Linked DNA regions of Homo sapiens: region 1 is linked to region 2. A link is a contact called in ENCODE Hi-C or POLR2A ChIA-PET data. All regions are on one chromosome and are shown on one strand. The core of a region is the stretch at or near the end of the contact, and the rest is flanking DNA. Distances in the headings are between cores, read along the strand shown. Region 1 has its middle 14 kb from the start of HENMT1. Region 2 overlaps GPSM2 (G protein signaling modulator 2).

The links. A loop is a pair of places that touch in the nucleus more often than their neighbours do. ChIA-PET counts read pairs that join two places held with the same protein, here RNA polymerase II (POLR2A). Pooled maps may share reads with other maps.
Region 1: a loop to region 2 is called in a map of Caco-2, with 7 times the contacts of the local background. The contact joins two enhancer-like sites. A Hi-C loop is called at or near these places in 9 of 168 maps with a recorded cell type or tissue (A673, CD4-positive, alpha-beta memory T cell, CD8-positive, alpha-beta T cell and 6 more) and 19 of 50 pooled maps. POLR2A ChIA-PET finds 5 or more read pairs at or near these places in 1 of 52 experiments (T-cell).

What each region holds. Positions count from the first base shown.
Region 1 is chr1:108,645,002-108,648,209 of GRCh38, reverse strand. No RefSeq gene overlaps it. Among named protein-coding and RNA genes, the nearest start is that of HENMT1, 14 kb to the left of the region's middle. Within about 2 kb of position 1,434, at least 27 of the 41 ENCODE cell types and tissues checked have a DNase peak (open chromatin) inside an H3K27ac peak, as active enhancers do.
Region 2 is chr1:108,895,562-108,898,722 of GRCh38, reverse strand. GPSM2 (G protein signaling modulator 2) reads right to left here. Exons shown (of 15, transcript NM_013296.5): 3 at 1,638-1,859; 4 at 1,096-1,231; 5 at 622-764; 6 at 1-81. Among named protein-coding and RNA genes, the nearest start is that of GPSM2, 20 kb to the right of the region's middle. Within about 2 kb of position 1,807, at least 3 of the 41 ENCODE cell types and tissues checked have a DNase peak (open chromatin) inside an H3K27ac peak, as active enhancers do.

The DNA.
Region 1 (3,208 bases), core at 185-2,684, 250 kb after region 2:
AGACTGGGTAATTTATAAAGAAAAGAGGTTTAATTGACTTACAGTTCTGCAGGCTGCACAGGAAGCATGCAGGAAGCTGGGGAGGCCTCAGGAAACTTACAGTCTTGGTGGAAGGCGAAGGGGAAGCAGGCACGTCTTATATAGCTAGAGCCGGAGGAAGAGAGCTTGGGGAGGTCTACACACTTTTAAACAACCAGGTTTAATAACAAGAATAGCAAGGGGGAAATCCGCCCTCATAACCCAATCACCTCCCACCAGCCCCCTCCTCCAATATTGGGGATTACAATTTGACATGAGATTTGGGCAAGGACAGAAATACAAACCATATCAATTGTGATATTAAAAATTTAAGAGAAAGTTATCAAATATAGTGTTCAAAACCTTTTCTTTGGGGTAAGAGTAGCTTTAAAATTTTTCTGGGATTCTCTATCTCCTTAATGCCAAATTCTAACCTGTGTAATATTTAGCCTAGAACATCAATAAAACAGGAATGCAGGTGGTTGGAGGGCATAGAAGCCTCTTCATGATGTAATTGCTGTCCATGTTTTGTTGTTGTTGTTGTTGTTTTTTTGAGACAGGGTCTTGTTCTGTTACCCAGGCTGGAGTGCAGTGGCACAATCATGGCTCATTGTAGCCTCAGCCTCTGGGCTAAAATAATCCTCCCACCTCACCTCCTCCCCACCAGTAGCTTGAACTACTGGCATGTACCACCATGCCCAGCTAATTAAAAATTTGTAGAGATAGGGTCTCACTATGTTGCCCAGACTGGTCTTGAACTTCTGGGCTCAAGTGGTCCTCCTGCCTCAGCTTCCCAAAGTGCTGGGATTGTTTTTTGAGCACCCTCTTCTGAGGATGGAATTGGGGTGGTAGTACTTCTCTGGTTGGAATTGGGGTGGTAGTACTAATGGGAGAAAGAAACATAGCTTCACCTCATGGGGGAAAACAGTAGTTTAAATGAGAGGCATTTCTTAGGCACAGGAGTCCAGAGGTAAGCCCCAGGCATGGGAGCTCTGCCACTTTTGGGACCCAGACGTCCATCTTGCATGTTGTGGCTACTTAGTATGCCATCCAGGGACAGAGAGAGAGATTTGAGCTCTGGCTACTACTTTCATATTCTGAAACAGCAGAAAGAAGAGAAGGGACAAAGGGCACACACAAGCTGTCTGGTAAAGCTTGCTGTGGGTTGTTACGCAACACGACTGCTTACTTCCTGTTGATCAGAATGTGGTCTTCAGGCCACACAAAGGGAAGCTGATATATTAGTCTGTTCTTGCATTGCTGTAAAGAAATAGCAGAGACTGGGTAATAAAGAGGTTTATTGGCTCATGGTTCCACAGAGTGTACAGGAAGCATAGCAGCTTCTGCTTCTGGGGAGGCCTCAGGAAACTTCCAGTAATGGCAGAAGGCAAAGGGTTGGGGCGGGGCGAGGCATCTCACATGGTGGGAACAGGAGCAAGGCGGAGCGAGGGGTGGTGCTGAACACGTTTAAGCAGGTCTTGGGCGGACTCTGTCACGAGAACAGCACTAAGGGGATGGTGCGAAACCATTCACAAAGGACCCACCCCCATGATCACTTCCCAGCAGGCCCCTCCTTCAATATCAGGGATTACAGTTTGACATGAGATTTGAATGGGGACACAGATCCAAACCGTATCAGCTGCGAAATACAGTTTTTATTCTGGGAGGTCATGTGTCCACTTGGTCTGCCAAGGAACAAGGGGAGAAGGAACACTGGCAAATAACCATCTGTGCCACAGCTAGGACATCCTGAGCGGTCTGGAATGGGGGCTATGGAGATGCAGAGTTGGTGCCTGGGAGAGGGCTGGGGGGAGTAATTCTCAAGCTGAGTTTCCAAGGGTTAATAATTAAGCAGATGGGAAGGGGATTTGGTGAGGGGGGAGAGAATTGAGGGATTCTGATGAGAACCGTCTTTTAATCACATTACATTGGTAAACCAGCTGTTTTTTCCTTGAATTTCTAATACTGCTATCAGACTTCCCCCATGAATGCTCAAAGGTGCACATGAACAAGAGATTTGTAGCCCCACCCTATTCCTGCTCTCAAAGGCCCTCTGTCCGTCCTCACCTTTCTAGGCCTCTGCAGTTTTCACTCTAGAGTTCCCTTCTCATCATTGCTCTTCTGTGGTAGAGCCAAGGTTTCTAGCCAAGACCAGCCGTTTCTCTGATCTTTCTTGAAAGTTAATCAGTTAACTTTGTTCGAGCCTAATCACTGGAGCCCCCATGTGGAAACATTTTAAGTGCTCATGACTGCCATGGGGGCTGGAGCTGCTCTTCCCCATGGCCTTCCCGCTCTCTCTGCGGCTTCTGTACCTACGTTCTTCTTGAGAAGTTTGTCTTTCCCCCAACCTGGATACAGGCCTTTCTTTGCACACTGAAAGGCTCATTAATACTTGAGGTCAGGGGTTGCCAGACGTGCTTTTGGGGCTAGACAGTAAATCTTTGCAGGTGATCCAGTCTCTATCACAACTATTCAACTCTGCTTGAGTCAAAGCCACCACAGACAATGTGAAAACAAGTGCGCTGAGCAGGAGACAGAGTTTAATCTGCAGTCTTCTTTGAGAGAAGGTTCTCACTGCCACTGCCCACCTCCCAGACTAGATACGAAATCTGCACTACCAGGTATTGAAACCTCCCTGGCCCTTGAGATCTGAATATAATTTGCCTCCAACTCCTATTTCCATAGTCTGGGTAACTCCAAAACTCTGAGACTTCTATGATTTCCTAAAAGCTTACGTTATCACAGCACTGCCTGCCTTCAAGTTCAGTTCCATACAACTGAGATGTGAATCTCAGCCCCTTCTATGCTGCTCCGAGGCTCCTCAAACACATCCCACCTTACCCTCCTTCTCATCTGGCAGCAGCTCCCAGCTCACCTTCCCCAGCTGCCCTCGCTTGCCCCACCCCCTCCCCTCCTTTCCTGTGACTGCCAACCTGCTGCCCCACGGCACGCCCAGCAGTTCAGCTCCCTTCAAGTGTTCTCAGCCCTCAGTTCTGCCAGCGGTTATCAAGGGAGAACTCCAAATAAAGGCAATTTCTTCAACTAGAGTTTGGGTGCCAAGAACATTAAATCTTTATCTCGTTATGCCTGGTCCTGTGGAGACTGTGTGTCGAGCAGTTGACAGGAAGTCAGGGACTGAGCAGTGTCAGCAGTGGCAATGTGGTCTTTTGAAGACTGAGAACTGTGGGTT
Region 2 (3,161 bases), core at 558-3,057:
TAATGTGTGTTTCCAAGATTTCCAAAGGCACGTCCTTGTGCCGCTCGGTCACCCAAAGCAGTCACTAATGATAGGTTTTCCCTAAGGGATCGCAAAAAGTGATGAAAAAATAAGTTTGCAGAACAATTTTATGTATGTGATTTACATATCTAATTCTTTTTATCAGAAAAAAATGTAGGGAAGCTTACAGCCATAATGTGCAACATTTTAAGGATGACATCTATGATGAAGAGCAATTATAGGAAATAGCTGGGAACACTTTATTAAACTATTCAGATAGGTTTCTGCCCAGGGTCAAGCACAGAGTTAATCTTGGAACCCCTATAGTTAAGTAGTTCTATGAAATTCTATTGGTAAAAGACTAAATTACTCTAAATAACAGACCAACCATTGACATTTCTTGCTTTTGCCACTAAGTGGCACTGGTCTGCAACTTAAATGAAAGCTGCAGATTACTACTAATATAACACTGTAACATTTAAGCAACTGAATTGATGATTTTGCTAGTTCATAACTTTAAAATCTTTGCCAAACTTAAAAACTTACTACTGAATAAAGAACGTACAGCAGATCCACGGCTTAGATGGGCCTACATGACTGCCCATATCAGCCCCTACTCACTCATAAAAATCCACGGCTGCCTGCAGAGCATCTCTCACTTCTTCTGGAAATTCTCCTACATCCTGGGGACCAGGGCAACCAAAACTTTTCCCTTTGGCATGATACACATTCCCAAGATTGTAAAGTGCTCTTGCTTCTCCCACCTAAATGAAGACATCAGCAAAGTTTACATTTTGAAAACAGAGGTCAGGTTTATCATATATATTTGTAATATCCTTAGTATTACGGACAAGGGAAAAAAATTTTTATATTGGCTCTCCATACAGAACCAATCAAATAATTACTTATGAAAGACCTCTTACTATTTCCTTCTTTTTCTCCATTAAATTTTTTTTCTTTTACTTCTATTAGTCTATAAATGTTTTCTTTTTTGGTATTAATTTTAAAATAAACTATAGAATAATTAAATAGTATTAAAATGCAAAGCCCTTTGAATGAAAATATTAGGCCTACCATCTAATGCTGCGGTATTACCTTGTCATTAAGCTCTCTGGAAATATCTAGGTGTCGCTGACAACAAACTATGGCTTCGTCAAAATTCCCAAGAACTTTTAAGGTGTTTCCCAGATTACCACTAGCTTTCGCTTCCCCCAGCTGGTCTCCAATAGTCCTGAAAAAAACAAAAAACAAAAAACAAAAAACCAAATGGTATTAAAATACAAATGGTGTTAAAATATAAAGTAGCCAGAGTACAGTTTTCCAAGAGGACAAACTGACATGCTTAAGGTAAGAAAAACCCATTGGCTTTGAAACCTACTTTAAATAAATATTTAAAACTTACATTTCTGGATTTGAATGTAATTAGTTTTCATCCATTTAATTAAACTCTAGGGTCAATTCACTACTATTCATTCAATTAAACTGTGTTCAGCCTAAAGGTTAGTTTTGAAAAGCGATGTTACTGAAGTAGAACTCATTAAATGTATTAAGTTAGTTTTTGTTAATTGAATAGAAATATTTTTTAAAGTAATAGCTAATTTCAGAAGGAAGAATATTTAAAAGCTTAAATTAATTACCTTGCAAGGGTTAAATCATGATGGTGATATTCTAATGCTTTGGCATAATCATGCAAATAGAAATAAGCATTGCCCAACTGGCTGTAAATAGCGCTAAGTGTTTTTAGGTCTTCAGTTCCAACTTGAACTGCAGCTTCAAAGAATGACACGCCAGCGCGGCAGTCTCCTGATTTACATAGACGTTCCCCTTCCAAGGCCAGCTCTAGGCAAGAAGCTTCCATTCTACAAAATTATACAGGACAGACATTTAAACATAACATTACAGCTGCATCACAGTATTTTTAACTTCCCGTAATATAATTTAAGCGGCTACTCTTGTTCAGGGCAGCTGCCTCTATAACTGAAGTTTATATACATTCCTGATAAAACAGTAAGCAGTTATTTGTAGCAAGAGGTAATTTGCCTATTCGAATTTCTCTGAGCCTGCTCAGAGAGGTCAGGATAGCTAAATATCTTTATGTGGAGCTCATTTTAATTGGCCCAGAGCAATCCACGTTACTAGTGAAAGAGCCTAAAGCAGTATTTCCCAAACAATTCTGAGTTGTAACAGACCTCTGGACTTCCTTAGAGTCTGAGAAGATGAGTATGTAGGAAAGTGAGGCCCTACAATTATTAATATTGTTCTCTACCCAGGTATCCAAGTAATCTAGTCACCTGTTCATCAGCCCCTCTGACCATCCAGCCATCCATCCCTCGCTCTCTCTCTCATACACACACAACACACACTCACTCTCCTTCCTCTTCTTACCACCACATGTCCACTTATACCCTAGAAAAATAGAGGAACAAAATATTCTTGATCTGTAAGACACATTTTCACAAGAGAACTAGGTGTCAAGAAACTAAGTTAGAAAACAATGATTCAAAAATTTGCAGAAATACTAATTTTGAAAGTCTGTCCCTGAATTGAAAAAGAAGGATTAAGTCACTGTAAACATATCTGGGAGAAAAAAACACTGATACTTTGGATTCAAATCCTAAATTTTAGAGGGTGCCCTTCACCAAAGTTGCCATTGTGTTTCTTCAGCATCTTCATGATTTCTGCCATATGTAGGAACTACCTATTCGTTTAATTATTTCTGTAATTTGGCAAATTTCCTTTAAATTGGCACACTATCTTTAACTTATCATTTTAAAAAAATGGAGCTTCATCCAAAGCAGTACTCATGAAACTGTGAATTTGATACGATACTTATATGTATATTCTAATACAACGGTCTCCAATCTTTTTGGCACCAGGGGCCGGTTTTGTGGAAGACAATTTTTCCATGGACGGGTGGCAGGGGATTGTTTTGGGATGATTCAAGTGCATTACATTTATTGTGTACTTTATTCCTCTTGTTACTATACATTCACCATAATGTACAATCAGTGGGAGCCCTGAGCTTGTTTTCCTGCAACTAGATGGTCTCCTCTGGGTGTGACTGGAGACAGTGACAGATCATCAGGCATTAAACTCTCATAAGGAATGTGCAATCTGGATCCCTCGAATGTGCAGTTCACAATAGGGTTTGCACTCCTATG